4 separate regions of the Homo sapiens genome follow, and all the other regions are linked to region 1. Evidence: chromatin loops called from intact Hi-C (ENCODE). Cell type or tissue: mammary epithelial cell. All regions are shown on one strand. Each heading gives the region's core, and the rest is flanking DNA. Links, peaks and the distances in the headings are about the cores only. Region 1 holds the start of PIK3C2G (phosphatidylinositol-4-phosphate 3-kinase catalytic subunit type 2 gamma). Region 2 overlaps PIK3C2G (phosphatidylinositol-4-phosphate 3-kinase catalytic subunit type 2 gamma). Region 3 overlaps PLCZ1 (phospholipase C zeta 1). Region 4 overlaps PIK3C2G (phosphatidylinositol-4-phosphate 3-kinase catalytic subunit type 2 gamma).

What was found. Peaks named below come from ENCODE experiments on the same cell type or tissue, not always from the same donor. Only the 100,000 strongest peaks of a DNase experiment are listed, where the experiment ranks them.
Region 2: a loop joins it to region 1, with 2.9 times the contacts of the local background. A loop is called at or near these places in 2 of 110 quality-filtered maps.
Region 3: a loop joins it to region 1, with 5 times the contacts of the local background. A loop is called at or near these places in 3 of 110 quality-filtered maps.
Region 4: it touches region 1 in a loop (7-fold over the local background); 23 of 110 quality-filtered maps call a loop at or near these places.

What each region holds. Positions count from the first base shown.
Region 1 is chr12:18,257,744-18,266,082 of GRCh38, reverse strand. It overlaps PIK3C2G (phosphatidylinositol-4-phosphate 3-kinase catalytic subunit type 2 gamma), which reads right to left and starts at 4,565. Exons shown (of 33, transcript NM_001288772.2): 1 at 4,506-4,565. In mammary epithelial cell, for the core only: no CTCF peak of the experiment used is centred there; DNase peaks (open chromatin) are centred at 1,212, 3,362, 3,932 and 4,642; H3K4me3 peaks cover 3,974 bases; H3K27ac peaks cover 5,000 bases.
Region 2 is chr12:18,378,387-18,386,725 of GRCh38, reverse strand. PIK3C2G (phosphatidylinositol-4-phosphate 3-kinase catalytic subunit type 2 gamma) reads right to left here. Exons shown (of 33, transcript NM_001288772.2): 14 at 4,846-4,960. Among named protein-coding and RNA genes, the nearest start is that of PIK3C2G, 120 kb to the right of the region's middle. In mammary epithelial cell, for the core only: no CTCF peak of the experiment used is centred there; a DNase peak (open chromatin) is centred at 3,395.
Region 3 is chr12:18,686,192-18,694,530 of GRCh38, reverse strand. It overlaps PLCZ1 (phospholipase C zeta 1), which reads left to right. Exons shown (of 15, transcript NM_033123.4): 13 at 6,313-6,442. It also overlaps a transcript of PIK3C2G not described here and the pseudogene PSMC1P9. Among named protein-coding and RNA genes, the nearest start is that of PLCZ1, 48 kb to the left of the region's middle. RefSeq lists an enhancer at 3,103-4,302. In mammary epithelial cell, for the core only: no CTCF peak of the experiment used is centred there; a DNase peak (open chromatin) is centred at 3,700; H3K27ac peaks cover 2,298 bases.
Region 4 is chr12:18,316,130-18,324,468 of GRCh38, reverse strand. PIK3C2G (phosphatidylinositol-4-phosphate 3-kinase catalytic subunit type 2 gamma) reads right to left here. Exons shown (of 33, transcript NM_001288772.2): 7 at 3,437-3,507. Among named protein-coding and RNA genes, the nearest start is that of PIK3C2G, 59 kb to the right of the region's middle. RefSeq lists a silencer at 4,140-4,434. In mammary epithelial cell, for the core only: a CTCF peak has its summit at 4,246; a DNase peak (open chromatin) is centred at 4,238; H3K27ac peaks cover 368 bases.

The DNA.
Region 1 (8,339 bases), core at 1,050-6,049:
TTAAGAACATTATGCAAATATAAATTTTCTATTGCGTAGTGTTTTTTTTTTTTTTTTTTTTTTTTTTTTAGATGAAGTCTCGCTCTTGTTCCCCAGGCTGGAGTGCAATGGCACGATCTCGGCTCACTGCAACCTCTGCCTCCCGGGTTCAAGCGATTCTTCTGCCTCAGCCTCCTGAGTAGCTGGGATTACAGGCGCCTGCCACCATGCCTGCCTAATTTTTATATTTTTAGTAGAGATGAGGTTTCATCATGTTGGCCAGGCTGGTCTCAAACTCCTGACCTCAGGTGATCTGCCCACCTCAGCCTCCCAAAGTGCTGGGATTACAGGCTTGAGCCACCACGCCCAGCCTATTGCATAGTTTTTGTAACAGAAACACATAAAAAAATTAAAGCAAAGTTAAAAGTATTACCAAATATATTACTCAAACATACACACCTACACAGACACACACACAGAGACATGCAAAATGAAGCAAGAGAGGCAATATTAGTAACAGAAAACTGTAGGCTAAAAGCATCAAGACCATTTTATTGAAATTTTTACATAAGTTATAATAGATATAGGCATTTATGAATCAGGTAAAAGTGTGTGTTTTAAGATGAATTAATGGAGGCTTCTGGAATTTTATAACCAGCTCAATTTATTAACTAATATTAACTTTACATTTATACTATATATATTTAGCTTTTCCATCTGCTAAAGATTGAATCCTTTTGTTTATCAATAAATCATACAAAAACATTTGTTTTGCATTTAATTTTGTATTTATTCATGATTCCTTAAATGATGAAGCATAAATGAACATACCTAAAATGTGAAAAATAATTTTCTCACATCAGAAACCAAGTATCAAGGACATATTTGAGAAGGGGATTTAACCAGAGCCCAAGTGGCAGAAGTACAGATTAAAGAAAAATTTGCCACTAATTATTCTGGAGAAGGTTTTTCTCCTTGGAGTTTGAATAAATAGCCACGCACATGTATACACAAAAATATAGAAACACACACAACCATGAAATAATCAAGCTGATGCTTATAAAATTATTTCAGTACTATGAGAAGAGAATGTTATCATGAAGACTCTAAGAAAGAGAATTCTCAAAATCATTGAGGAAAAGGCTTGCTGAGTGAGCAAATGTTCAGATGCCCCATGCAGGCTTCTACAGTGGGTTATTAGTCTGGTAAGACAGAGGAGAAAAGAGTGGTGATGCTGATCTCAATCTACAGAAGACACTATGCACTGTGAGCCAGGTAGATGGTTTTTCTCCCCACGCCCAGAGAGAGTTTTCTCAAAAGGTTGAGTGTTGATGAGAAAGTATTCAGAAAAATAGATCAGAATTCAGCCTGTCTGCTCACACAGCTGATTTTCTTCTTTTGTTCTCACATACAATATTCCAAAAAGTAGCTGTCTCCAGAAAAAAAAAAATTACTCCTATTCAAAGATGCACAATACCAAGAAAGTAATCATAATGGAACCTAAGCAAAAAATATCACAACAAAGGAGGAAGCCAACGTGATCTCAGCGGGAGGTGGAAATATGAAGAATATAAGCCAATACTCAACAAAACAGCATTTTGAAAAGCAGAACAAAGTAAAAATGTGTTCTCATAACCTGTTTATCTCTAGGACATTACCATTAATGGAAATTTTTAAAGAATGTGCTTAAGAGTAGAAGGAAAATTATCCCAGGGAAGGTCTGAAAAATACCAGAAGGGGAGGTGAGTGAACATGATAGTAAATACGTGGATAATTCTGGACTAACGTTGACTATATAAACAATAATAACAATTTCTAATCTGGAAAGCAAAATAAGTAAGATATAATGAAATACTAGACTATAATACTATGTAAGTTGGGGTTGAGCAATCCAACTTAAAAAACATTTTCTATTGAGAAAGTACAGATATAAATTTTGATTTTTGAAGAATACATGTTAAATTTTTAGATAATACATGTATATTCAGATAATAGAGGGTATATTTTCTACCGGTAGGAAGCAAAGAATGAAAACAACAACAAAAACAACAAACATCAATCAAGTTGGGAGAAGTTCCGTAAGTGAGAAGATGAGAAAAGGGTGGCACTGATTTCAATCAGCTGGAGACAAACAATTGCCTTGTCCTATCTTCAGCTGAAGCACAAATATAAATGTTCTCTAAGATGAAGAAATGAAAAGGTATATATCAGAAACACATAAATGTGAATTGTCTGGTTATGTCATATAAAATCTATAGATTGTTACATTTTATTAAGAAAAAAAGCTAAATGAGATTTGTTACAGATATACCAGAATTTAAAGGATAAGTATTGCTTAAAATTTAAAAGACGAAAAAGGTATCACAGGCAATTTGTAATAATATCGACAACAACAAAAAACTGATGTCATTACATTGAAAAGACAAAACGAACCTATTGGAAAAAGTAATTCAGGAGGTAAAGAATAACACTTTATAAGGTAAAGAGTCAATTCACCAGGTGCATATCACAGATTTATACTTAAAAATAATTCATTTGAAATTTAAATGGCAACAGTTTATACTGCTACAAGGAGAAACTGATATAGCCACATTTATAATGGAAGTAATAGTAATCTCACATCATTTGTAGAGTGATCAGTCAAAAATATACAATTAACAAGCTTAATTCAATGAACATATATAAGATACTGTATCCAGTATTGGAATTTATACCTTTATAAGGACAAGATGGCTTATGAGAAATGATCATATATTTGGCTAATTTTAATATAATTCAAAGTCAGTATTGTACAGACTGTTTTCTCTGTCCCCAATGTAGTCAAAATCAGTAAAAATAAGATAACTTACAGAACTCATGTTTTTAAACTTAAAAAACATTTTTAAATAACTTGCACAGTGAAAAACCACAATAAAATTAGAAAAACTTTGAGATAAAAAATAAGGTTGCCAAGAAAAATACATATTTTTGCATAAGAAATTCAAAGATACACATCACTCTTATTTTATAGCTGAAAAACTCTTGAAAATATTTCAGCCAACAGAAAAATAAATCATAATAATTTAAAATGCAAGAGTTTTGTCATAAAAGGTCTATTGCTAAGAACTGATAACAGTTAAAATGGATTTATGCCTAAACAATTTAATCATATTTTGCTATGATTATCTGTATAACATTTCATCAGATCATACATTTGGAAAATAGCAAGAATTTAGTTAGAAATACAATACAATGCTTTTCTAGATTGGAAATGATTACTTCATCACGTTTTCTTCCTAAGCTCTGAGAGAATTGTACCATGTTTTGCTTACTTGAAGAGGGCTTCCTCACGACCAAAATGATTCCAGCTCAGGCAGAAGAAAAAGTGAAATCATAGCCTTGGGGTTCACAATGGCATCACAGGATCTTGCTTATTTAATGAATCAGTGAAGACTCACCTACTATGAACCTTTTCTATAGGAGGTAGAAGTTGTCTTTTTTTTTTTTTTTGTCAGCTCACTCATGGTTAGCTATTTTCTTATGCTCACTATTTTCTTATGCTCAATTCACAAACTTGCTTTTTATCTGGTTCAGATGGCAGATAGACATGCGTGGAGAATAAATAACATGTCATGGAAAGAGCCCTTGAGTTGGAATAAGAAAACCTTGATTAAAATCCAAGCTCTTAATAACATTATTAATGACATGAGGGGTATGTGTTCTTTAACCTCGCTCTCTGAGTCTGTTTCCTAAGATGCAATAATTACATTAGCTAATGCATTTAAAAAGGAGATCACTATGTACAAGTTATATATTATGATTAGTTTGAAAGAATGGGGTATATCTTATCTCTAACTTTAATCCTAAGCTTCAGAAATAGAATTGTTCATCAGACAAGAACATAAGGGGGCAACTGGGACACACAATAGGTTCACATTGGCCTCAGTGAGCTACGAATAAAGAGGTAGGCAAACAGCAGAGACGGACCGCAGCACAGAGGGAGGAAATGGAAATAGAACAGAGCTTCTCCCTAGCAGGAGTTGCTTCTAGTTTGGATCCCATATGTTAAGAAATTCCACCTTCCATTTAACAAGAATTTCCTCTGGGAGCCATCATGGGGATGCCGTCTACAAGCTAGTGGCACGAGATTCAAGACACTAAAAGTGTACACTAAGAAAAATCTACCAGTAGACATGAATGAAATAATTAGCTCAAGGCTCTGATGAAATGGTATGTTATCAAATGCAATCTGTGGTGTCAGCTAGCTGGAGAGAGAGAGAAAGAAAGAGGCAGAGGGAGGGGGGAAAGAGAGAAAGAATAAGTTTATTCAGGAAAGATCTATCTTCTGGTTGTAGATTTTGGGGAATATTTACAAGCTGGATATCTCTGTTTCAAAATATGGCACAAACTCACTCTGATTTTAAATTCATCTACCATTTTTGTATCACAGTATAATTAAAGAGCTATTTTGCCTCAATAATATATTTGAGTCGAAATATCATGCTATGTAGTTAAGTATAGGAAGTTTATTTGTTTTAGTTTCTTACCTGACGCATATATCTTCCTGAAATGAAACACGATCTCATTTCTTTTCAAGAGTCAAATACGCTCACACAAGCTAAAACACTTCTATTTCAAGGGAACGTGATGCTTCCACTGGAAGCTTTTATTCCTGTTTGGCAGGTTGGGCGTGTTTGGAAATCTATTTTCCATCAAACCCTGAAGGGTTATATGGAAAAAAAAAGAAAAAAGGTTTGCATTGACATAATGAATAGAGGATTTAAGCCAAAAACCCAACCATAAATGAGCTTCTCTGTGCTAAACAGAATTCGGGCCAAAGATACTGATCAGCAATATACAAACGAAAATATATTTTTTAAAAATGTGTAAGGTGGGCATATTTCCCCTCAAATTACAGCTAAGGTTATTATGCATTTAAACGTGGAGGTGGTTGGATGTGGTGAAACCAGTGGTCTCAATTTGCAGGAGCAGAGGTGAGCCCTTGAAAAAGGTATTCTAGCCATTCTGTGAGTTTCACCTATCGAGGTATTTTCTTTATTTAATTAGAATTTAATAAGTTCATTTTTTTCTAATTTAGAAAGATATTAATTTTTAGTTTAGCCTTAGGATGCATAGTAAATTTCAATTTAAATATTTTTAATAACATCTGAAAAGGAACAGCAAAATAAAACAATATTTATAAGATTAGCAAGTAGATGTGGGTGGTTTATTGTTTTGGTATACTGCTCTTGAAATTGAACAATGTGTGGAGACTCTGAGACAACACAAGAAATTATATAATTAAATCCAGGTAAAATAGGATCTGCCAGAAGTAGGCCTGCTTTACTGGGAGAAAGTTTTAGGAAATAAAAATAAATTGGATTACTCTTGTTTCCAAAATATGTCGTAGGATCCTTTTGTTGTTGCTGTTTTTTTCTCTTCTTTTTTCTTCTTTTTAGATTTATAGTAGTTTTCTGTAAGAATGATTTCTTACATGGAAGGGTAGAGAAGAGAAAGTTGAGAATTATATCACTTTCAGGGCTACTCATGGAAAGATATTTATAGTATTGAAGGTTCACAATTGTACAACACCATCCCCTGACCCTTGTACCCCTTCTGTTCTAAAGCTACAAAGGTGTGAGAGGTCACAGAAAAATGGGAGCTTGACCTAGAAGTGGAGGGTGATGTCACACAGGAAAACAATCATACCTTTATATTTTAATAATAACCTGAGCTGCAATTCTTAGCTTTGGAACTCTGGGGAGATAGATGACTTTAAAAATAACTTTACATGTAGTGATTTTTTCCAAATACATTTATGCTAAACCCTTAAAAATCTCTTTAAATTAATTCCTAAAATGAGCCACTATTTAAGAAAAATAGTCCCTTCAAAAATTGAAACATTTTGGATCTACAAATCTCTTACCACACATTAAAGTAGGCTCATACATTTTTCAGGAGGACTTATGAGAGCTGGACTGGGTTGAAAAGGAACAATCTAATCTTGATAAAACTCAAAGATTAAGGTTAGAACAGTTTGATAGTCATTATTCATTAACAAGAAAGGGTACAAAAATGTACCTTGTACTTTGTTTCCTTTGAAAATATGTTCTTCAATAATTTATCTTTCCTTGCTTAACATGTACGCTTACCTATTTTAGTAGCACTTTTAATTAAAATAAAATCCAGAGAACAATTAAGCTTCTTCTAAAATTTACTTTTTTCATGGCTATGTCCTATGTCTAAAATTTAAACACACAAAGCCTTCTGTCTTACCTGGTAGTAGTCTACTCCGTTTTTTAGGCAAAGTATTTAAGACAGAATGATCAAGCTTCAACAATGAAATGCAAATTTTATTTAAAAATCAATGTTTACGTGCAAGTTTATTTGATTTCCTGTCTATTATGTTAACATTAATTAGGTTATTTTGTTTATGCATTTTATTGTAAGAGTCAAAATTTTAAGTTCCATGGTGAACAGCCTTCTAAAACTTTCTTGCTTGTTACATTAAGAAATCAATGTCAAATTATATATAACCTTCTATTTTTTTCTAAATAGGCTTATTTCCCCCCACTCTAAAGCAAATGTGATTTCTTTGTTCAAAATTCCTCAATTTTCAGAACACACACTGCAAGATGAGTTCTACAAGTGTCCTTACTCATCTGCCTGTAGTCTTGCTCGAAACCTGGGAAAGATTTTTCAACACTCGCTCTGCCAGTAGGTAGAACTTAGCAGAGTTGTCTTTAAAGTTTAATATAAAGAGTTGTGACCCAGACCCCGAAGCTGGCTACCTGCATATTTCATACATGCTCCACATTTTCCATCTCATTCTCTTTTTAATGTTATTTGTATATACCCATTTTAAAGCAGGATCTCACTTTTTAAGTCAAAAGTTCTGATAGAGTATCTACTGGGTACTTAGCAGCTACCTAGTACAGGTTATAATGTGGTGAAAAAGACCGACAAGATTTCTGCTATCATGAAGATTACAAGAGCAACTTCCCACCCTGTTGCCTAATAGAGTGACCCGAACCTAGTTACTACCTGGGTGAAAAACAAATGAAGGCAGATACAGGTAATAATGCAGCTACTTGAATATTTCTCTTTCAAATATAGGAAACTGCCAGAGAAAGGAAAATGTTTTGATCAAGTTATTTAGAAATTAAGTGCTAACTGCATTGCTGCTCTATTAAAAAGTAAATTGCTTATTCATTCACTTTAAGAGGGAAAAAATGAATCAATAGAATATGAAATTCTTTATAAAGATAGAGCTTTTAGACATTCCAAAAATACTATTTAATGTCTAGCATAAACAAAATATTTATATCGATTTTTCTAAGTCTTATACAACCTGAGCCTCAACATTTTGTACTAAACTTGAACCAATCATTTTAAGACGATATTCATTATCAAAGAATCAACATAGATGAGAGATTCATCTACTGCTATATAAGTAGAATGAGTACATATATATAATAGAATCCTCTCCCGCCCTTAAAAAAAAAAAAAAGGAAATCCTGACATTTGCGCCAACATGGATGATCCGGAGGGCATTATCTTGAGTAAAATAAGCTAGACATAGAAAAAGAAATACTACATAATCTTACTCATGTGTGAAATCTAAAAAAGTTAAATTAATAGGAGCAGAGAGTAAAATGGTGGTCACCAGAAGCTGTGGGAGGGAGACTGGGGAGATGTTGGTCAAAGGATACCAAAATTTCAGGTAGACAGGAGAACTAAGTTCAAGAGGTCCATTGTGCAACATAGTCATTATGGTTAAAGCAATGTATTGTATACTTGAAAATTTGTAAGACAGATTTTAAGTGTTTTCACTACAAAAAAAAAATGGTATGGGAAGTAATGTATATAGTAATTAGCTTTATTTAGCCACTCCACAATGTATATGTCAAAATATCATGTTGTACACCATAAATATATACAATATAAAAGAGTAGATTGAACAATCATCTGTCATTTTCATTATTAATTTGGAAAAAATAAGGCTTTAATAATATATGCTCTTCTGTGGTGCCCATTGTTCAGCAGGAGCAGAGGTGGATGTTTTGACCCTCTGCCAAGTGGACATGCCTTACTCTAGATTCTGAAAATCTAAAAATGACACTTCCCATATGCCTTTGCAGCCGAGAGTCAGGATGAGAGTTGGTTCTACCAAGAAGTTGTATTTGTACAGGTAAAAGGTACAAGCAAGGAGTATATTTCTTTATCTCTTTCTGTTTCTTTTCTTTCTTTCTTTTTCTATCTTCTTTCTTTCTTTCTCTTTCTTTTCCTTTCTCTTTCTTTCTCTTTCTCCTTCTTTCTTTCTTTTCTTTCTTTCTCTTTCTTTCTTTTTCTTCTTCTTTTTTTCCTCCCTCCTTCTTCCT
Region 2 (8,339 bases), core at 1,460-6,459, 120 kb before region 1:
CATTGACGGATAAATTAATAAATAAAATAGGGTATATTCATATGTGCATATTACAATAATGTAATATTATTGTATAAAAATGTATCTGTAATATAGAAAAAGGAATGAATCCCAATCGGGGCTACCACCTGGATGCACTTTGAAAATATTATGCTAAGTGACAGAAGCTGGCCACAAATAAGATCACACATTGTATGATTCCATTTAAATGAAATGCCCCAAACAGTCAAATTGACAGAGATAGAAAGAAGATTAGTGGTTGCTTAGGATTGGGGGAATAGGAGGTGAGAGCTAAGGGGTATGGGATTTCTTTTTTGATGTGATGGAAATGATCTGAAATTGACTGCAGTGATAGTCGCACATATCTGTGAAAATACTAAAAACTACTGAATCGCACACTTTAAATGGGAGGATAGTATGGTATGTGAATTACATCTCAAGAAAGCTGTTTTTTAAAAGAAACTAAATGAATGAGAGCATCCAGGGAGAATATGTCCACTGTGCACGGCAGCGGGCTGCAGACTGGAACCTTTGAGAATTGTCTTTGGTGAGAGCCTGGGAAGGAGACAAAGGATGATCAGAGAGCAGTGGAAGGAGATAACCGAGGGCAGTAACACCAAAGCCAGAGGAGGAGGGGGTTTGGTTCTGTGGAAGGAGGAGGGAGAAAGTTCAGTCTCTTTGAAGAAGAGGAGGGAGTTCAGTTATGGGGAAGAGACAGACAGTGCCAAGAAGAGCAGAGGGAGGGCTAGCCTGATGAGGACTGAAAACCATCACTGGGTTTGGCACCTAGGAACTAGCAGGTACCTAACCACAGTTAAGAGTGGTGGCAAGCCAGAATACAGTGATTGTAGATACAAACGGGGAGGTGAGGAAGTAGAGAAACATAGATCCCAGCACTTTGGGGGTCCGAGATAGGTGGATTACCTGAGGTCAGGAGTTCGAAACCAACTTGGCCATCATGGTGAAACCGTATCTACTAAGATACAAAAATTAGCTGGGCATGGTGGCGCACACCTGTAATCCCAGCTACTTGGGAGGCTGAGGCAGGAGAATTGCTTGAGCCTGGGAGGAGGAGGTTGCAGTGAGCCGAGATCGCGCCACTGCACTCCAGCCTGGGCGACAGAGTGAGAATTCATCTCCAAATAATAATAATAATAAAGAAACATAGACTAGAACAAGAACCGCATGAATTCTATGAAACAGCTCTGCATTTCGTGCTTAAATATGTGACAGAGCTGTTCCACTAGATTGCATTCGGGGAGAGGCAGGAAGTTGAAGGAGACCCAGGCTAAGTGAGTCAAGCAGTAACTTATGTATTATCTGCCTCCACTTCTGAACTAAAATCTATTTCACTCTGTCGACTGCTTCCGGTCGGCACATCAATCAACCATAGGACCTGAAAAAAGTATTGCCTGGAAGTGATCACATCTGTGTCATATTACATCCCTTGTCATACTGGAGTGGCTGCAGTGTGGCAGTAACCACCATCTAATGAGGACAATCGGAAAAGTGAAGTCAGGTAGGCTTAGTATAATCTTTTCATTATGCAGAGGATAAAATAGGTTAGGTGACTTGTTCAAGGTCATAAAGTTTTCTGTAAAAGGAAGACTAGAATCCAGATTTTCTAACTCAGCCAGATGTCTTTCCCCGAGACTCATACTAACTCCCTAACGAAACACTGGATGCAGAACTTGGTTGTAATTTCACCATCTCATAATCTTTAGGTTGAAAGATTCTGCTCTAAATTTAGCTGACTATTTAATTAAACTGATACTATTAAAGGTTTTGCCTTTACTACCTTAATAACTCTTATTTTATATATTGCATCACCAATTAAAATCATGCTGAGAGGCTTTTCATGTGTCTATACAATTTGAAATTATTTTGTAAAAATGGGATGGTTTAACTTTCGCATACTGTGGAATGATTTACATGCCCCTCTTCCACTTATTTCTAAGATGAATTCTATTATGGATCCAGATCTTTACGTGGAAATCGGTGCCACTATTGAATATTTGAAGTTTTCCTTCAAATTCCACTTGCTAAAATCTATGTTGATAAAGGAACTATTTACCTCATCTGAGAAGAATCAAGGATAGTCTCATCTGATAGACCTTCTTCTCCTTCTTCTACCACCATCACTCTTCTCTGCCCCATAGAACCTTAAAATCATGAATTTATATCCACAAAACTCTGACAATGGTCATACTTGAAAATTTTCATTAAGCTAAGGTGGTTTGGACCTGTCAAGAAATAGTTTGATAGAAAATACATTTGTCTTCTTAAAGAAAGATCACTTATATCTACACTTACACACCCCACAGGCCTATATAAAATGCAAGGTATCTCAAACTGAGTTCTTCATATTACTCTGTTGAAGACTGTCTATCTTTTCTCTGTGTTCATTCTTAAAACTGAAGATATTGCTATGAACTCAGGAACTCAAGTTTCTGTCTCTGTTTCCCTATATATTTCCTTCATATGGTTGCACCCCTTTCTGTTTAAAAAAAGTTTCTAAAATCTACCACTTAATTGTTTTTTCTTAGTTTTTGGCCCTATGATCCTTAACTTAGATCACTAAAATATTCTTCTAATAAATGTCCAGGCTGGGTGCAGTGGCTCACGCCTGTAATCCCAGCTCGTTGGGATGCTGGGGCAGGAGGATTGCTTGAGGTCAGGAGTTCAAGACCAGCATGAGCAACATAGTGAGACTCCCATCTCTACAAAAAAAAAAAAAATAATAATAATAATAAAAATAACAGGGCAAGGTGGCATGCACTTGTGGTTCCAGCTACTTGGGAGGCTAAGATGACAGGATCATTGGACCCCAGAAGGTGGAGGCTGCAGTGAGCTATGTTTATTCCATTACACTCCAGCCTCGGTGACAGAGTGAGCCTCTGTCTCAAAAAAAAAACACCCAAACCCAAACCAAAACAAGTGTTCACATATCCGATCTTCCTGTTTTTTTAAGGCATTTTCTACAACATTGCTGGAACTACTTTTTATGACTTACTGCCCAGATAATCATGTCCAAACCTGGTACACAATCTAGTGCCCTAAAGATTTTCCACTTTTTACCACTGTTCCTCACATAATTTATTCTTTAATCTTAACTAACTTGCCATATTTTGAAACTGCCAACTCTTTTCTGAATCTGTGTGTTTGCATTGTGCATTCCTTTATGACTGGATAATCCTTCCCACTTAAACTCGTTAGTGAGAATTTACTCATTCTAGAAAGGGCATTCAAATGTCATGTCCTCTGGGTGTCTGTCCCCAGACTTTTTACATTTCTTTACTTTCCCTCAGAAATATTCATTGCTATTCTCGCTGTGTTAGTGTCCCTACAATGGCTATAGTATCTGTCACATTACATCAGAGTGAGTTGCGAAAGTCTGTCTCTCCAGCTGGATTTTGCATTCCTTGAATTCCTGGCTTAGTATTACATATTCGCTCATTTTTGTAAGAGTGTTTACCATAATGTTTGGAGCATAGTAGTCATATGTAAAACATGAATCAAATGTGATTGAATTGAACCTCTGGCATTTTGCTATTTTTCTTCATTAGTAGAATATGTTTACCGGGTTTGTGATGAGTCTCTCCTCTTTATTCATGGATATATTTATCTTTTTGTTCTTTTAAAACAGAACAAGTGCTAATTGATAAGATATCGTGTGTGGAGTGTCTATGATATTGTGCCAAGATCTAATCTGAATAAGCATTCTTTTTTAACATGTCCACAGATTAGAAGTGGACCTTTAGGTGTCACGTGGTCGAATCTTCCTCTGCAAGAGTGTGATGCCATATTTTAGTAGCATTAATTTTTCCTTTCCATGTTAAATATTTTTCTGCGCATCTTTCTCAACTCTATGTCCCAAACCCCTCACCACAAGCCTGGAAACTTAAGAGCCTGGAGACTCTACTGACTTCTTCTAGAGCAGTGATGTCAGCTGAGGAAATCCTTTTCTCAAATCACATTTGACAATATCTGGAGACATTCTTTGATTTTCAGAATGAGAAAGTGCCTCAGGCATCTAGTGGAAAGAAGCCGGGGATGTTGCTAAACATCCTGAAATACACAGAGCAGCCCCCACCACAAAGCATTCTCTTGTCCAGAATGTCAACACTGGTAAAGCTGAAAAACTCTGTTCTAGAGGGTGCTGCCCAGAGAGCATTTTCTAATTTTTCCTATAGAGATGAAAAGTTCATATTCCATGAATTTCCGTGTATGAGACTGTGCATGCCTCACGTTTCCAACCAACCTGACAAACTACAATCAGGAACCCATAAGGAGCTGTCAGCAGTAAGGACCAAAGGCTGAAGTCATTTACCACCTTTCTTTTATGATCACTAATCACACAGAGTAGAGAGACTTTAAGAAAAAAAGAAGGATAATTACTTTGCAGTTTTTTTTCTACTACTCAGTTAATTGCTAGTCATTTTAAGAAACATATAACAGAAGAGATTTTAAAGAAATATGACACAAAGCAGAGGCAGGTGTGAGTAGGATACCAAGTTAATAATACATACCAATGACTGTTTTTAGACAATAGAAAGAAAATGAATGCCCATAATGAGTATACTAATGGCAACACTCCATAGTTCTCCAACATGACCTTGTAGGATGGAGAATGGTTTGAAATTGCCATTATATAAGCTGGGAGAAAAGTGCTTTGAGAGTACTGTACATAAAAGCAGTAGAGGTTTCACAAATCCCAGAAGGCTGGAGGCAGAGAAGGCTATTAAAATGTGTGATCCTGGAAGAAATTGTTTCTATAATTGACAACAAACTACGTATCAACCAATACTTGCCATGTGTACTTTAATCTTTTAGCCTGGCACTTACCTGCAGGGTCACCGGGGATGGCTGACTTACATCCCACACTCCTGGAGTTATCATTTCTACGGGAGGCTCACTCTGTAATGTCATGCTGAACAGCATAGACCCGAGAATGGATTTTCTGCAAAAGACAACACACACACACACAGACAGGAGTCACTTCATGAGGGAAGTTATAATTATCTGTAAATGTTTTCTTTTGGAATATAAACATAATCCGCTCTTACAGGGGCTTTATTCAGTTGCTAGAAAAGAAATGAGATAGTCCACCAGCCTAGACACTGATTAACAGTTCGTTTCTAATATACCACATGCTTGGCTATTTTCATAAATGCCTACATTTATTTTGCACATGAGAAAATTATTTGCCCACAGTGGTTTCTAATGGGTAGCATTTATTTTTAATTGCCATCAATGGTGATTATAAAGTGGGACTAAGAATTTCAGATTTATATTATTGGAGTTACAACTGCCTTAAATCAATAAAGATGTCAACTCTTCAGAACATATTTTGCTCCATGGAGTGACTAAATCCCCTGGGAAACTTTAAAGATACAAGTTCTAAATTTATTAAAAAAAAAAAGATTTAAATTAGCATAGCATATGATCTGCAGAATAAAAATAGTTGTGGGGCTTCACGGAGGAAACGCTTCCTTATGCATAAATAGAAAGATTATTCATATTCTAAATGTTTAAAAATCGGTGGTAAATTACCATAGTAAATGAGAGTGCATACAGGAAAGGCTTTAAACAGGGAAGAGTTTGTGGATGGTTTTAACAGCTTCAGTAACATCCAAATCCACAGATCCTTATGTGAATTAAAAAAGAAGTTGTACCTGGCTAGGTATATGAGTCAGAATATCAGTAAAATGTTCCAGTGATCACAGAAAACAGTGTTGGATTTTAATATGCCAACTTGAAAGTGCAAAACTGAAAGTCAACAAAATTAAATTTAAGTTTATAAAGAACTTTAATGCATCCAGTGAGCTTTTCTAAAAGCAATATACAATTCCATCTTGCCATTTAACAGATCTTATGCAAAGCATGAGGAAAAAATTCAACAAATAAAGCTTTCTTTAGACCTTTAGCTTTCTGAAGACTGCCTCTTTTATCATTTTCTCTATTTAAAGATATTGTCAGCACATATCTGCCTAGAGGAGTATAATGTGCTTTATTAAAATATAGGCAGATGTTTTATATGACTCAAGAATATTCTTGTAGCAGGATGAATTTTGGGTCTTCTTTGTTTCTTTGTTCCATCCCTCCCTTATCTAGAGAAAATCTGTCTTGGTATAACAATATCAGGGGTCCAGTATTAGTAAGGTATGAATTAGTTTAATAGAGGTAAAGATTAGAAAATTTTTATTGTAATTTTCCCCTTTGCCTGTCAGAGCATAGGAGCTTCACCCCAAATGGCCAAATCCCCATCTGCCTGAGAAAAGTTTTGGATTAGTGTTAGGCAGAATGCAAGAGGAGGAAGAAACATGTCCAATGCCAAACTTGGAGGTCATATTGTTCTCCACAGCATTTAGAGAAAATGTTTCTGTGCATGGGACAGAGTCAACAGAGGTGAGGAGGGAGGAGGATGTGCCATATTGGATAGGAGAACATGACGACAGAAAAGCCCATCACTTCCTGGGAATTTGGGAGGGTGAGAAGTAGAAGGCAGAGAAAGAAGGACCTGAGTAAGCACGGCGGACATAGGCGTCCCAGTTTGCCTCTCCTCTGCTTTGGCAAGCAGATGGGGAGAAGTGTGAGATCAGTGAGCAAAACATAATGTTGAAGGCAGAGGCGCTCCTCTTCTCACTCCCCGTTTCAGATCCTGGAAGGAAATCACCTCTTGAGAGGTTCTGCACTGCTTGTGGCATGGCCATTAAACTTGGCGTCATGTGATTAACAGGCAGGAGGAACTCGTGAGTTTAGCTTTTGTGGGCCTTCTTTGGTTTCTCTGTAGGTGAGATGGGATCTGGAAATATCTAAAGATTTTCGAGAGGGAGAGTTTCCAGAGTTTCCCTGGTGGGGATAAGGGCTTCTGTAACAAGGGCATGTGATAGGACCATCCAACCTGGGGCCAACTGGGAGTCGTTGGCAAACCTCAAGAGGGTCTATGGTGCCTGTGAGAGCCTGAGTCACCCAGGGCTTGCCAGGAAACCCTGGCCAAGCTGGGGGAGCCCCAGTCATGAGCTGCAGACTTCAGCTGTAACAAGCATCCGTCAGCTTAAAAAGGGGCTTTCATTTGGATATCAGAAGTCACCAGGGCAAAGGATCTGCTTTTATGATTTTGTTTTCTCCTTTTCTTATATATCCTTTTCCCCTCTTAGGAAGAGAGCCAGGGTGTGAGAAATTTATCTGAGTGACCCAGCATTTTTTTAAATTATACTTTAAGTTCTAAGGTACCTGTGCACAACGTGCAGGCTTGTTACTTATGTATACATGTGCCATGTTGGTGTGCTGCACCCATTAACTTGTCATTTACATTAGGTATATCTGCTAATGCTATCCCTCCCCCCTCCCCCCACCCCATGACAGGCCCCAGTGTGTGATGTTCTCCTTCCTGTGTCCAAGTGTTCTCATTGTTCAATTCCCACCTATGAGTGAGAACATGTGGTGTTTGGTTTTTTGTGCCTGTGATAGTTTGCTGAGAATGATGGTTTCCAGCTTCATCCATGTCCCTACAAAGGACATGAACTCATCCTTTTTTATGGCTGCATAGTATTCCATGGTGTATATGTGTCACATTTTCTTAATCCAGTCTATCACTGATGGACATTTGGGTTGGTTCCAAGTCTTTGCTATTGTGAATAGTGCCGCAATAATCATACATGTGCATGTGTCTTTATAGTATCATGATTTATAATCCTTTGGGTATATACCCAGTAATGGGATGGCTGGATCAAATGGTATTTCTAGTTCTAGATCCTTGAGGAATCGCCATACTGTCTTCCACAATGGTTGAACCAGTTTACAGTCCCACCAACAGTGTAAAAGTGTTCCTATTTCTCCACTTCCTCTCCAGCACCTGTTGTTTCCTGCCTTTTTAATGATCGCCATTCTAACTGGTGTGAGATGGTATCTCATTGTGGTTTTGATTTGCATTTCTGTGATGGCCAGCAATGATGAGCATTTTTTCATGTGTGTTTTGGCTGCATAAATGCCTTCTTTTGAGAAGTGTCTGTTCATATCCTTTGCCCACTTTTTGATGGGGTTGTTTGTTTTTTTCTTGTAAATTTGAGTTCTTTGTAGATTCTGGATATTAGCCCTTTGTCAGATGAGAAGATTGCAAAAATTTTCTCCCATTCTGTAGGTTGCCTGTTCACTCTGATGGTAGTTTCTTTTGCTGTGCCGAAGCTCTTTAGTTTAATTAGATCCCATTTGTCAATTTTGGCTTTTGTTGCCATTGCTTTTGGTGTTTTAGACATGAAGTCCTTGCCCATGCCTATGTCCTGAATGGTATTGCTTAGGTTTTTTATCCAAAAGAGACTGCATATTTCTAAAAGGAC
Region 3 (8,339 bases), core at 1,111-6,110, 430 kb before region 1:
GAGCCCTTTTCTTTTCCTCAGTCTCCACAATTAGGCTTTTGTAGGTCAGGATTCTTCCCCCCATATGTCTGTGAATATCATTTGATTACTTAAAAAGAAAAATTATCCATATGTCTTTCTCCAGTATCTGTCTTCAGTGTCTGTTAATTTGTGTCAACTTTAACATATTCCCTTTTCCTCTGCATGTTGGGAGAGCTTTTTTGTTTGTTTGTTTGTGAAAGAGCGCGCTTTATTGGGAAGCAGACTGCTGCACAGTGACCAACAGACAGGCCACCCAGTGGGCACTTACACATCGTACTCCAAAAGACACAGGATGTTTTGCTAATAAAAATCAATGGGAACAGAGATTCCTCTGGGCAACTCCCCCAGCCTCATCCCTTTCAGGGACTGAGAAATCACCCAACCATTTTCCTGATGGCAGCCGTAGTTCACTAGAGATACAGCCCCTCAGGGGTGTCTTCCTGTTTCTTATAAAGAACATTTTCTTTAGATTTTTTGAAGTCTTCATTTGTTACTTTCATTCTACGTTCTCTTAAGGCCATCAGACCAGCTTCTGTACAGACTGCCTTGATGTCAGCACCAGAGAGGTCATCTTTAGCCATGATCAAGTCGTGCAGGGTTACATCATCAGCCAGCGTCATCCTGCTTGTGTGAATCTGAAAGATGGGCTTCTTCGTCTTTTCATCAGGCAGGGGGAACTCAATCTTCCTGCCAATGCGGCCTGGTCTGATAAGCGCTGGATCCAAAGTTTCTATTTGGTTTGTGGCCATGATAGCTTTCACATCTACCCTAGAATCAAATCCATCCAACTGGTTCAGCAGTTCCAACGTTGTTCGCTGAATTTCTCTCTCACCACCAGAATTGGAGTCATATCTTTTTGTCCCAATGGCGTCAATTTCATCAATAAACACAATGGACGGTGCACGTTCTTCAGCAACTCGAAACAATTCCCGTCCGAGTTTGGGCCCATCACCTAGGTACTTCTGAATAAGTTCAGAGCCAACCACTCTCAAGAAAGTGGCTGAGGTTTGGTTTGCTACTGCTTTGGCTAACAAGGTTTTACCTGTGCCAGGTGGACCACAGAGAATGACCCCCTTGGAGGCTTTATACCCATCTCTTCATAATATTCAGGATGGGTGAGAGGAAGCTCCACAGATTCCTTAATTTCCCGAATTTGGTTGTCCAACCCCCCAGTATCTGCATAGGTCTCTTGGGGGGCCTTTTCCACCTTCATCACTGTGACCAGGGGATCCATGTCATCCATCAGCACCCCTATCATGGTATGCACCTTGTGGTTGAGCCTGACCGAGCAGCCAGGTTCCAGAAGATCCTTGTCTGCAAATGAAAGAATGCTGATGTAGTGTTCTGAGCCCACAGATGTAGACACGATGGCATGATTGTCATCAATGATCTCTTCCAAGATTCCTACTGACATTGGGGTCCCCCTCAGATCATCCACTTTTGATCTTTTCCCTTCTTGCTTTTCTTCTAATGGTTTCATTTGTTCCTGATTTCTAATGAATTCTTCCTCCATGAGAAGATAGTCTTTAATTCTCTCTAACTTCAGTAATTTTAACTGGCACTGAGTGTGAGGTGTCACCAGTGGCAGTTTGCTGGCAGCATCTGGTCCCTTTGTTTTCTTCTTCTTTTTCCCCACTGTAGTTGGTACAGGAGGTTCATATTTCTTTTTCTTGTCCTTGAGTTGTTAGAGCTTGTCATCCTTCTTGCCACCTCCAGGACCATGACCACCACTCTGACTTTGACCCATCTTGCCTTGGCCTGGGAGAGCTTTTAACATTTTTTCTTTATGTTGATGATTCAAAGTCTGTATTTGATTTTGTTCTTTACTGATTTCAATGTAGAAATGATTTTTTTCTCCTGCATAATTAGTCCTCCTGCCCCATTGCGGTTGACCTCATATTGCTTCCTTTTTATTTCTGTCTGTATCCCACCTAGCACCTTTCCTCCAGACTCTCGTCTTATTATTTTAGCTTTTATTTTATCACATCCTGTAAAACCTTATGGAGCATAAAAGCAGTTGTCTAAGATTTGTTTCCATTAGTAAAGACTTTTCAAAACGTTTTTCTTTTTCCTCTATAACCTAAGTGCTATGCTTATTTTCTTTTTAAAATGTCATTAAATCTTTTGAAAAACCTCTAGTTGCTTTTTCTCTCCACTTACTTATGAGCAGTTCTATTTTAGGCTATAACTGTACCTGTTGTTTGCAAATCAATAGAGTGGCTATGGTTTCATTGGTCCCTCTTTCTATTTAACTAGTTACTCCTAGAACTGTATAAACCATCTCAGATCCTACCTGGAATTTTGTAGTGTTTATGTTTCTGTCCCTGGCCAGCAATGTCATTACTTAGTGAAGCTCTGCCAGCTGCTGAGCGCTCCTCTGCTCCCCATTACCTGGCTGTTAGAGTGCAAGAAATGCTGGGGCCTCCAGAATGTGCTTCTCCTGCGACTTTTCCTGGCTCAGCTCCTTTTTCCACCATCGTAATACCACAGGATTTGGGAAGCTACACTCCACGTCTACTTCAGGACCTAGCCACTTTATCTCAGCTGAGAATGGGAGGATTGAGAGCTGTTTTCCAGAAATTAATGTGGAAAGTATAGCAAAGATGACCAGGACTAGAATGATCCTGACCATTGCAGGAAACAGTGCCTGTGAAGTATGTAGCTGGCTTTTGTATTGTCTGTTAAGGAGTTTGTGACTCTGATGTAGAAGCATTTAATGGATAGGCAGCAATTGCCTACAACACTGGATTGTTGGTACTCCTTCAAGGTCTGGCAAAGAATTAACTACTGACTTCACTTTACAATGCTATTATAATGTTGACATCTTTTTGTAGTTGATCTGGTAAAAAGAAGTGGCAAATCAGCCACTTTGAAGAGCCCTTCCATTTCTACACACATTGCTCTTCTATGCTCTGGGACTGGACTCTCCTTTTACCCCCTACCTTCCAAGTGATTGTCATTTTTACTTGTGGCTTCCTCTTTCTCTGCCTTCCCTTAAGATATTTATGTTAACTAAAGTCTTTCCTTAAACCTTGTCTCAAACTATTCTCCTTGGATTCTGTTACATAAACATTCATAGTTTCACCACCAACAATGCTCAAGTCTTTAATTGGACATGATTTTGGGAATCTAAAGGCATATTTTAGCTCACTGAGCATCCTTACCTCCTTAATCACCATTCTGTCAAATTTAAAATAGTAAAACTTGAACATCCCTTCCTAATCAAATCTACTTCTGCTCTTACTTAAATGTCAACAAATTGCCCCATTCTTCCACTCTGCTCGGACTAGAAAATTGGGAACCATTCTAATCTTTCACATCTCCTTCACATCCCACATCCAGACCAACGTTAAATTCTGCTGATTCTATTCCTAAATATTTTCCTTCTCCATTCTCTTGATCTGACCTATTTTGCTGCTCTCCTGTATCAGGAATTTACTACCTGTCATCAGGTCTATTTCTTTGGCTTCCTGATGGTTTCAGGTAGCCTGTCTCAGTCCTCCATATCTATTCTCCACAAGTTGACCGGAGAGATTTTGCTACAGTGCTAATATTATCATGCATACGTAATATTTATTTGTGTCTCTTGACTACTATCTTAGTCAGGCCTTGCCCTACTTGCCTAGCCCTATCTCTCACCACTTCTAGCCTTTCATCCTGTTCTACAACCATGTGGAACTAGGATCCTTCTCTAACCATGACTCACCTCCACGAATTGCGTAGGCTCTTCCTGTGACTAGAGCATTCTTTCAGCCTTACCTGCCTATTTCATTTTGACTCAGTTTTCAAGACTTAGGAATCATGTCTTTTTGAAAGCATTTTCCTAGGCTAGGTTAGCTGTGCTTCTTTTCATAGCTTTGCTGTTTTCCGTAACACCCTCTGCATGCATATATTATGGCATTTATCACAAGGTTTTATAATTGTTTATTTACTTGTAACTTGTCTTCTCCATTTGTCTGAGGATTCTTTAAGGATAAGAGATGTGGGCTGGGTATGGAGGCTCACATCTGTAATCCCATCACTTTGGGAGGCTGAGGTGGGCAGATTACCTGAGGTCAAGAGTTCAAGACCAGCCTGGCTAACATGGTGAAACCCTGTTTCTACTAAACATACAAAAACTTAGCTGGGCATGGTGGCATCCAACTGTAATCCCAGCTACTTGGGAGGCTGAGGCAGAAGAATCGCTTGAATCCAGGAGGCAGAGGTTGCAGTGAGCCGAGGTCGCACCGTTGCACTCCAGCTTGGGTAGCAAGAGCCAAAGTTCGTCTCAAAGAAACAAACAAACAAACAAACAAACAAAAAACAGATGTGTTTTGTTCCACCTTATTTGTGCCTTACACAAAGTATATGCCCAATATATCTAGGTTCATTGAACAAATACATTATTTTTCCTGTTATGAATAGTAAAGAGAACATATGTGCTCTTTTATTGAGAAAGTGAAGGTGGAAGGCAGCTAGTGTGCACAAATGCTCACAAGTGCCACGTTTGTATTCTGAGGAGTCTCTTGTTGAGGTGTAACTGGCATGGAGAGTTAATGATTCTCCAGGAAGCTGCTGCCATGGCCATGTGGGTCTTTCTCTGTTGCCTCTATCACTCTAGGGAGCTTTGTGATTACTTTATGACTTGCTCAGATAGTAGAAGGCACGATTTGGGAATCAGAGAGCCAAGTTTTACTATAAGCTTTCTTAAGTTCTTGATGAAGGCATTTGACATTGCTGCTTTACTCTTCGTCACCTGCAATCTGAGAGTTTTGGTCTAGGCCAGTTATTTTCAAATTTATAAAAGCTACAGGACTGCTTTCTAAATCCAAAATCTTATGGGTAAGGCCAATGGGTAACAACAGAGTTGACCACTGAGGGCTTATTGTTTGATATCCCTTCCTCTGCATTGGCTCCTGTACAAACAAATTTGTTAATTTATTTACAAATTATTTGATCAATGCTCCCTAAACCAGGGGTGTCCAATATTTTGGCTTCCCTGGGCCACGTTGGAAGAAGAGGAATTATCTTGGGCCACACATAAAATACACTAACACTAACGATAGCTGATGAGCTTTAAAAAATGCAAAAAGAATCTCATAATGTTTTAAGAAAGTTTATGAATTTGCGTTGGGCCGCATTCAAAGCCACCATGGGCCACATGTGGCCCGCAGGTTGGACAAGCTTGCCCTAAATTCTCATTCAGTTTTCATATTCAATTATGTTTTTCAAAATTAGATAATTTTTTTTTTCTTTCTGGAATGAGGTACACCGAGCTGAACCTACTCCATTTTGGGAAGGGTCTATTACCTGTAAAGTGATATTTAGCGGGTCTATAGTGGTATTGGGACCAGTGTACTATATGTTTATGGCCATTGTTCTTTCTAGTTACTTTGATGTCTAATTATGCTGATGCCCATTCCATGCTGATTGCTAAACAGTTGCATAGTCATACTGGCTTCTAGCTAATGCCGTAATCTGTGGAATTAGGAAAAATCACACATTAGTGTTTTTTCTTTTCCTTTCTTTTCTACTCCTTCTCTCCCTCCTTCCTTCCCTCTTTTCCTTTCTTTATTCCTTTATAATCAAACTTAATTATATATTTGTTTCTCCTTATGTAACCTTCAGAAATTGGAATTATGCCTCAATTTTTATAACTGCGTTTTTAGGCTTATATCTTCTATCTCTTAGCCTAAGTCAGTACATTTCAAATATAGTTTTGTTGTGTGCTCATTTTGTTCCTTAAATTATAACACATTTTTGCTTCAACAATTAGCTTGGCAAATACAAGTTTAAATACAATTATTATTAATTACTTTGTTAAGATTTTTTTGATACCCAGTCCCTAATATACATATGAAATAACTGATTTTGTGAAACTCAGAAAATGCTATCACAGGGAGTTAAATGGTACATTTTTTAAAAAGTAATATTTCTATTGCTTTAAATTTTTTCCAGCATATATATATATATATATGAATTCAAAAACAGTACGTTATCAGAGTAACTCGACCTGAATTCCCTGAAATGTGATCATAACAAATGATTTTAAAACAAAAATATGTTAATAAATCAAAAATTGTGGACATTGTGGATTTCACTATAATTTTGTACATATTCTTGGTGTTTATCTACTGATAACTGAGGATAAAAGACTTAAATTTTAAAATTTGTATTGTATTCCACTTTCAATGTTTGTGGGAGCTGACTTAGAGTCCATCAACTTTTTGTAATACATAACTTAATTTTGAAATAAATGGTGATGTAACTTAATATCTTGCTAAATTCTTATATTCATATATATTTGTGCAGCTCATCAGTGGTATCCAGTTGCCTCTTACTCATTCATCATCTAACAAAGGTGATTCATTAGTAATTATAGAAGTTTTTGGTGTTCCAAATGATCAAATGAAGCAGCAGACTCGTGTAATTAAAAAAAATGGTGAGCTCCTGATATACCTTATTGAATTTCCATTAGACTTCTTGTTGGAAAGCTTACAAATTATATGTTGATAGAGTTTTTGTACATATTTATTATTCATAAGACAAGGGTTTTCCATTATGTCCAAAATTAGCAAAATGTTATATGCAACAAAAACATTTTTATAATGATTAGGTTGTTTAGCTGTATTTTCAGATTATGAATACAGAAATGTACCTGACCTTCAAAATTATTGCTTAAAAAAAATTTACCTCTTTTTTATGTTTTCTCTCATATCACCGAATTAAGAAGGCATTTTAACAGCCTCAAATCTACTTAGCTTCTAGCCTTTGTATTAAATCAAAAATTTGTGATTTTTGACACAGCATATTATATATTTTTATAATGAATTATTTGAATTATTTTAGATTAAAAGTCTATGGCTTCTGAATCAGGCTAAGGATGCCATAGAAGCCTACTGATAGAATTTTTGGATAATTCAGTCATTTTTGCCATAAGGGAAGTGAAGAATTAAGGGAAATAACTTTGGTAAGATTTTCATCATTCTGGCATGCTATGACATCTTACACAGTATAGTACTGGCATTGCCATTTCTTCTCTGAGGTTGAAATGACTAAGGAAATTAGAAAAGGATAGGTTCCTGGGATTGATCCCTGGTCAGGATCACCTTGAAGGAGACATTGGAACTGATTCTTGAGTCTGGAATCTTCTTCAAGGGATATTCTCAAAGCAAAGTGGACTTCATTCCAGAGTCTAGAAATATGCTCCAGATCAAATGGCAATGACAGAGTAGCAGGCACAGTTTTCTTTTTCTTCTTGGATAATAATTTCTAACAATGTCCATAGTCTGCCTCCTTTGCACTCCCCTGAATACTTCCAGTGTGGCTTCTAGAGCGAAAGTCATGGAAAAAGATTTGGAAAGATTTTATTGCCTTATCCTATGTTATCAATGGGAAGGGATATTGATGATGACTTCCTGCCTCATTTGACACCCTTTAGAGTTGAAGGCACATTGCTACGGCTGTGTCCAGAGATAGTAACTGCTGATGTCATGAAGCTTATAATAATCTATCTCTTGTTCCCTCCATCCTCTACTTGAATCTTCATCACAAAATGCTTAGAAACTTAATTTATTCAATGCACCCCTTATAATACTGTGATTCTAGAATTTGTATTACCTCCTTGGATTTTATGGGAATATCCTTGCAGAAATTCAATTTGGTTCATCAAACATTACTGAGCCTCTGCTATGCTAAAAGCCTTGTGCTGAGTAGTAAAAGACTTAAAATCTGTTTATTAAATGAATTCTTATATATGGACCAACGAACTCTTCTATAGATAGTTTATAGTTCAGTGTGAAAGATGATGCTATAAGTAAAATAATTATGATTTAGAGTAATTCGTGCTTCAAGAAGAGTACAAAGATTTGTACTCCAAGGGGGCACTTTTGGAGATGGTTCTTGGAGAATGAGTAGAATTTTTTAGAGATTGGGGACAAGGACATTTAAGGCAGAAGCCATAATATAAGTCTTAAAATATGAAGAAAATACAATTTAAACATACCAGAGACAGAACACAAGTCCTAAAATATGAAGAAAACACAATTTAAACATGCTAGAGAAAAGCCAAGAAACTCAAGATGGGTGGAATATAGGGTGCTTAAGAAAGATTAGTGAGAGATAAAATGAGAAAATTATTTAGGGAGGGTCATGGAAAATCTCAAAAGCCATGCTAAGGTGTCAGGAACTTTCTTTTTTCTAGAAAATGGATAAAATTCAGACTTTTAAGTAGGGCTATAACTTTAACAGAGTTGAGTGTTAGGTTTTTTTCTGCAGATTTGAGAAGAAGTATACGAGAGGGAAATGAGAAATACAAAGTAGAGTCAGGATAAAATTTC
Region 4 (8,339 bases), core at 2,268-7,267, 57 kb before region 1:
CTTTACCTTCTTATTTGTCTTGAAAACTCCTGACTTAAATTGAATCATAAGTCACACAACTCAGAAACGCAACATTAAAACAAACACCATTATTTTTACAGTAGCTGCATTCTCATTTTTCTACATTATCACTTTAGTTGGAGTCCCTCTGTCAGTTCAAAGACAAAATGCATAGAATATGTAAAAGTCAGTGAAAGGGGAGGAAAATAATAACTAAAGATTTGGGCAATGGCAGTGGTTTTTTTTTTTTGAGACGGAGTGTCGCTGTCGCCCAGGCTGGAGTGCAGTGGCGCGATCTCCGCTCACTGCAGGCTCCGCCCCCCGGGGTTCACGTCATTCTCCTGCCTCAGCATCCGGAGTAGCTGGGACTACAGGCGCCCGCCACCACGCCCGGCTAATGTTTTGTATTTTTAGTAGAGACGGGGTTTCACCGTGTTAGCCAGGATGGTCTCGATCTCCTGACCTCATGATCCGCCCACCTCGGCGTCCCAAAGTGCTGGGATTACAGGCGTGAGCCACCGCGCCCGGCCAATGGCAGTGTCTTTATATAAAACCTGAAACTATTAGTACCACCAAGAATGCACCCACTTCAGCACTTTGTTTTTGGATATTGTATCTATTTTATAGAAAAAACCACTGGGAAGTAGTGAAGGTGAGTGATTTGCTCAACTTCTAAGAGGAAGTTGAGTCATAAAAGAGAAGGGCTGAAATCAAAGCCCTTGCCATCCAGTGCTTGATTTTTTTGATGATCCAATACGGTGTTCTGAGGAGGGCAGGCAGGGAAGCATTGTATCCCCAAAAGTAAAGTTCTACAGTGGCCTTTATGAGGCTGAGAATGTCTCTGTGATCCAATACGGTGTTCTGAGGAGGGCAGGCAGGGAAGCATTGTATCCCCAAAAGTAAAGTTCTACAGTGGCCTTTATGAAGCTGAGAATGTCTCTGTGTTAGATACCCTTTGAGAAAAATAAGGGGTGAAGGGTCAGAACATAATGGAAGTGGAATAAGCACTGATTCAGAGTTAGATACTTGGTTTTAGTCATGGCTATGGGATTAAATATTTGTGTGATGGTTGCCAAGTGTTTGAACTTCTGTTTTTAGTTTCCTTACCACAGACAAAATAGCACTGGGAGATGGCATCACCCCAGACTGTAATCCACTGCCCTGGGATTGGAGGGAGGGATGGAGGAGTAAAGTCTGAAGCTAGGCTGTCCCAGACATGTTTCCTCTACCCTTGCTACAGCAGAACTTTTGCTTTGCCCTGAATTAACCCTCTGGACCCCTGCAACTGCACACTGGCCATCAAATATCTGCTAGGGGGCAGGCAATGGCAGGGGTAAGACAAGAACAGAATGAAAGCCTCCTTCTCTCACTCTCTTCTCACAGCCTTGGCTTGCCTCTCTGTGCCCCAGGTAGCAGTGACTTAAAAGGTGCAACAACCCTCCACCAACCCAGCAAAGTCCTTTGTGTCCCAAGGATATCCTGCTTTTTGAAAAACTTCCCATATTTGAGGTGTATGTGTGTTTCTCTCCCTTTCTCTCTGTTCCCCCCACCCCTGGGTAGATTTATTTTGGAGAAAGGAAACTACAGACCTTGTTTGTATGTTATACAACAGAAATCTATAGTGGAATCATGTAATTACCTATAAAACGAAAATTTGTATTAGATTATGTCTAAAATCCTTTCTAGTCCTAGCCATTCTATGATTTTATGGAGTGAAGATGGATGTTTTTAGGGGGAAGGGTGGCAGAGAAGGGCAATGGAAAAACACAATAGTTAATGAAAGAAAATGTCCTTTGTAAATTTCAGGCAGACCTGATTTTAGTCCTGCCACTGATGACTAGAATGGCCTTAGGTGAATTATTTAGCCTCTCAGAACTTCAGTTTCTTTAGTTTTGAAACAGGATAATATATACTATCACAGAGTTTTAGAAAGAATTAGATGAGATAATATATGTAAATATATAATAACTTCACAAAATCATTACCCAACATAGTCACTAAAAACAATTTTAGCTCACATTTTTATTTATTTTTAAACTTAATTTTATTTTATTATTATTTTTAAATTAATTATTATTTTTTTTTTTGAGATGAGGTCTCACTCTGTTACCCAAGCTGGAGTACAGTGGCGTGATCTCAGCTTACTGCAACCTCCACATCCTGGGTTCAAGTGATTCTCCTGCCTCAGCCTCCCAAGTAGCTGAGACTACAGGCACATGCCACCATGCCCGGCTAATTTTTGTATTTTTAATAGAGATGGGTTTCACTGTGTTGGCCAGGCTGGTCTTGAACTCCTGACCTTGTGATCCGCCCGCCTAGGCCTCCTAAAGTGCTGGGATTACAAGCGTGAGCCACCGCACTTGGCCAATTTTATTTTATTTTAAGTTCTGGGAAACGTGTGCAGGATGTGCAGGTTTGTTACATAGGTAAACGTGCGCAATGGTGGTTTGCTGCACCTATCAACCCATCACCTAGGTATTGAGCCCTGCATGCATTAGCTATTTATCCTGATGCTCTCCCTCCCCAACTCTGATGGGCCCCAGTGTGTGTTGTTCCCCTCCCTGTGTCCATGTGTTCTCATTGTTCAGCTCCCACTTATAAGTGAGAATGTGTGGTATTTTGTTTTCTGTTTCTATGTTAGTTTGTTGAGGATAATGGCTTCTAGCTCCATCTCTGTCCCGCAAGAGACATGATCTCATTCCTTTATATGGCTGCATGGTGTATATGTGCCATTTCTTTATCCAGTCAATCACTGATGGGCATATGGGTTGATCCCATGTCTTTGCTATCGTAAATTTAGCTGATATGTTATATCAGCCTTTACTTTAGAGATTTATGACCTGTACCTCCCACACTACATTTTCTACTGGTTCAGCTCACAACAACCTTAACTGCAGATACACCCAAACTCCCAGTTTAGCTACGCAATAAGTCTGTTCTTCCAAATAATACATGCATACATTTAGATATAAGAATGAAGTAGGATATGTTCATTTGTTGTCAATCAAGTTTTCCAATTTGAATTTACACTCCTGTATTTATGATATACCATTTATTTTCAGGGAGTTTCAGAAACAAGTAGGAGATGGTTACCTTCGAAGTATTAAAATTGTTTTACAAAGAGCTTAAGTGACATATGCAAACCCAAAATCACAAAATGAATCGGGAAAACAAGTCCTTGAAAATGTAATAACCAGCAGCAGAGATTTTTTTAAATGAATGTTAGAATGTTCTGGAAAGTGTTAGCAGCTCTTCAAATATGTCTGAATAACTTTGAAGAATGGATAATTATTAACAGAATTTGCCTGTTAAAAGTACAATAGCTTCCACAGTCCCAGTGAATGGACAGTTTTTACAATCAACTGAAAAATACTGAGATTTGACATTTGAGAACTCAATCAGAAAGTAGTCTTGGAACAAATATAAAATATCTTACCTGGATACTTTCCAAATATGCATAAATTCTAGAAGTTGATTCAGATAAAACTGACTGTGGTCCTCTTCATGCTGTAGACAGCAGAATATATTAATATTTATTGAGTGAATAGGAATGAGTACCAGATAAAAATAGGTCCGTAACTTCCTGCTGTCATTTTATTCACCTATTTTGATAAACCTCATTCATCGCTTTTATATTCTGTCTGAAAGACCTTAAAAGGCTCTCCTTAACTATATAAGCCTTTTCAAAAGTAAAACAGAAAGCTTGGCTTTTGTTGAGAATAAACCTGAAAGATAGTTGAAAAACATCGTGGCATCAGCAAGGTCAAACATTAAATTCTTCTACTAAGTATGAAGGCAGATTTTTTGCCACCAGTTCTCCCACATACATGCACATTTTGTTTTCACATTTAGGCCATGAGTGCCATGGCAGTGTAAAGCCTGACATTTTGCCAGATGGGCGGGCAGACACATAATCAACTCCTTCATTTTTCAGCTTCACCACATCTTGCCGCCAAAATGTCAGTGTAAGAGAGTTTTCCATTCCATGAGCACTAAATTATGCTAATTAATGACAATTACTGGTAGGTATAAATGTTAGGAGTTGGCATTTTGTTTTCTTCCTACATAAGCATGAACTACTTATCTTAAAATATCATGCCTATGGCCCATATGTGTGTGCTCACACACACACGCACACACACACGCATACCTTAACTTCTTGACCAGCTCTCCTGCAACAGGGCATTCATGAAAACCCTTTGCAAGTATGCAGAGAATGCAGTATGTCTCAACATAATTGCACTATTTCACCACACGGTGGCATTAAGGTTGAGATCTGAGTGGGTCCCTTAATGCCTAGGGTGTATGTAATCTTGTGTGTCAGTACACACACAATCTATTTTTAAAACTGACTATTAGAAATTCGGACAGAAAACATCAGAAGGAAAACCTTCATATGGCCCAATGTCAAAGGTAAATTAATTTTTATATTGGTTTGTTTTGTGAAGAGGAAGAAGGAAGCTAAGTTAGGTGGAAAGAATAAGGTCACTGTTATAAAACAATATTTTGACTACATGCTGTGAAAAAGAAACACTATGTAGAATGACTGAGAAACGAAGATGTGAGTCTTACTTTCTAGAAATTTACATATAGAGTCACTGGGACAGCTAAAATAAAAAGTGTGATGGTGACAAGACAATTTTTTTCTGCGACAGAGAAAGCTAAACTGTAGTCATGAAAAGTACAGTAAAAGAAGAGGGAAAATAGGAAAGTGAAAAACAGTAAAAATAAGTAAGATTTGAACTGTAATATTTGGCACTTGTCTTCTTTCAGAAGTTAAAACCAAAGCAAGAATATAAAGAATATACTTAGTTACATCTTTCTATGAAGCATAATCATATTCATTTAAAAACCAATTTATTTGGTTTCCAGAAATATTTTCGGTATTAGTCATAGTACCTTTTGCTAGAAAAATTTTTTAATTTAAATACCTTCATAGGCTGGAGGAAAAATAACTTTGTAAGATACATGTATTGGAAACTTTTTTTGTCACAATTATTAACAGATCTTGAAAAAAAACAAAAGCTGGAGGAAAATTCCTGTAATTGTCCATGAAAGATAGTGTGCACTTAACTTTTCCTTAAAGCTGAGGCCATACCTTGGCCTTAAGGAAAAAGGAAAAAGTTAAAATTTTTTTTTCTCATACAAAAATCTATTGCTGTAAATGTTCGTGAATGTTCCCCTGAGCTATAAGAAAATCTTGATTTTATGATTCTACAACGTTGGCATACTTTTGACCAAATTTGAGATAGACAAAAAGGGAAACCAATTTAAAAATATTAAGTTATTCATAGCTAATCAAGGTAGCAGCTTTAAAATTTTGAAACCTTGGATGATTTCTAAAGATCATCAACCTGCTTTTTATTATTTATTTATTTTTTTTTGAGACAGAGTCTTGCTCTGTCGCTCAGGCTGGAGTGCCATGGTGTGATCTCGGCTCACTACAACCTCCACCTCCCGGGTTCAAGCGATTCTTGTGCCTCAGCATCCTGAGTAGCTGGGATTATAGGTACACAACACCAGGTTTGGCTATTTTTGTATAGATGGGGTTTCACTATGTTGGCCAGGCTGGTCTCAAACTTCTGACCTCAGGTGATCTGCCCACCTCGGCCTCCCAAAGTGCTGGGATTAGAGGCCTAAGCCACTGCTCCTGGCCTGCTTTTTTTTTTTTTTAGAACAACTTTCTTGTTCTCTTGAAATGAGGATTAAATTATACTATTTCAGTATAATATTATCAAGTTTAAAATAAAAATATTATCTAAGATGAATTGAGCTTTGCACAATTAGAAAGCTCTAAAGTATCTACTGCGAGGTAATGGTATCAATAAATTTAATATAATGATGATAGTCATATTCCTAGTATTATGTGAAAAAAATACTATCAAGACAATTTTACAGTTTTATTAGAAAGATTATAATTGTTCATAAATGTTTTACTTACAGCTGAAATCCTGAAAATCACAGAGAATTTTGACACCATTATAAAAAATAAAACTGAGAGAACATTTGCTATCTTCTTATGATGTATATATAAAATTAAATATACAAATCAAGGGTTACTTATGTAAAATAGGGCAATTCAGATAATGAAGATGAGACACAAGTTGATAAACTGTTTCAGTTATATTAAGTTAATCAATAAATCATATACATCTTAGAAAGAAAATTTTATAAAGCTTACCTCAAAACCAAACCAGTTTACTTTTACTTTCTTGTTACATATAGAAATTTCAATTAAGACTAAAATTTATCCTGCTCTATGAGTATGAAAGCTTACAAGAAAAATTGTGATATATTAAAATTGTTGATATATCAACAAAAGTCATGATACTGCAGTGTATATACTGTTTTGACATAACACACAAATGTCCATCTCTCTCAATATTTCCAACACAGTGAGTAAATTTCTAAATGTTTTAATGCAAATTAATGTTAATAATGTTTTAGAATTTTTAATTGTAAAGGGCCAAAATAGCACACAGTGAAACATCCAATTTTATGACGTCAATAGCTACTGCTTAGGTAGTCATACTAAGTGCAGGCACTGACTTAAGCTCTTCATTTATATTTCTCAGTTGAGTTCTCATAATAACCACATTAAGTAAGAACTGTTATTATTCACATTTTTTGATGAAGAAATTAAACAGAGATTTAACAATTTGCCTAAAAGTGAACATTTGAAATACAGCAATATGAAACCAGAATTTTTGCTTTTTTATAGAAGGCCAAATGAACAAATTTAATATTCCTCGTTTCTAACGATCAGAGCTAGGCCTATGTGCTCCAGGATTTAGACAGAAAAACAAGCACTATCACTAGCCCCTCTTACCCATCTGCATTAGGTGGTTCTCTCAACTTTTAGAGCTGGCCATATTTTCTTTCAGAGTACATATCTCCATAGGACTTCATTATATATATTTGTTTATTGTCTGTCTCTCAACTAGGATGTGAACTCTACATTTTAGAAAAGGCAAGTACTATGAACGGCATGTAACAAGTTTTATTTGTTAAATTAATCAATTGTTACTAGATTGTATATACTGTATAAAGTACTTATCCCAGTTCCTGGAAGTAAATCCTTAAAGTTTTAATAAAATGTAATATCTTCCCCTTTGAAATGTAATGCGAAAAAAAAAATCCTGAAACTATCAAGACTTGGACCAGGCACAGTGGCTCATGCCTGTAATCCCAGCACTTTGTGGGGCTGAGGCAGGTGGATCACGAGGTCAGGAGTTTGAGACCAGCCTAACCAACATGGTGAAACCCGTCTCTACTAAAAATACAAAAATTAGCCAGGCATGGTGGCACGTGCCTGCAATCCCAGCTACTCAGGAGGCTGAGGCAGGAGAATCACTTGAACCCGGGAGGCGGAGGTTGCAGTGAGCCAAGATCACGCCACTGCACTCCAGCCTGGGCAACAGAGCGAGACTCCGTCTCAAAAAAAAAAAAAAAAAAAAGAATCAAGACTTAGAGAGATGGGGATACGGAATGCCTTTTTCATATTCTGCATGGAAGTTACCCCTGCTTTTTAATTGGAAATCAGTGTCAGTTGCATCCCCTGAATCCCTGAGGGCTGAGATCTTATTGCTATTGCTCACTACTCTACGCATTAGTGTAGGGCCTAATACACAGCAGTTACATAGCAAATACTTATTGCATAAATGGAGGATATACAAATATACAAATACATTTGCCATCAGGTGTATTATCCATTATTTTATTATTATTATTATTATTTTGAGACAGAGTCTCGCTCTGTCACCCAGGCTGGAGTGCAGTAGCGCGATCTCAGCTCACTGCAACCGCTGCCTCTCGGGTTCAAGTATTATCCATTTTAAACAACAGCATCAATATTAGCAAAAGTTGTGGATGAGAAAAGGCATTTATACTCTTTGCCTATGAGTTGCTGAATTATCCAAGAATTGGTGATATTTACTGTAGGATGGATAAGCTTGTAAGTTGAACCATGAAGCATCAAAAAGAACTATGTAACTTAATTCCCACTGTGATTCAAATGGCATATTAAAAAACTGGCATTTCTGATGAGAACTACACATTATACACCCAGAGATAACAATATGCTTGTCCCTGGACATGACAACAACGGTGATGACAGCAATATGATTATCTCACCTTTTTTTCTCAACATTGAGGGTAATTTGAAGAATCTTAAGTTTAATATTGACGGAGTCAGCTACACTATGTAACTGCGCTTGCTGACATTACCATATAGTGTGATCTGTAGCCACATAGTTTTGCTCTGATCTCATCACCCTTATTTACTAGCTGTGCAACTTTGGATGATTTAAATAATCTCTTAACTTTTCAGTTCTTTTATT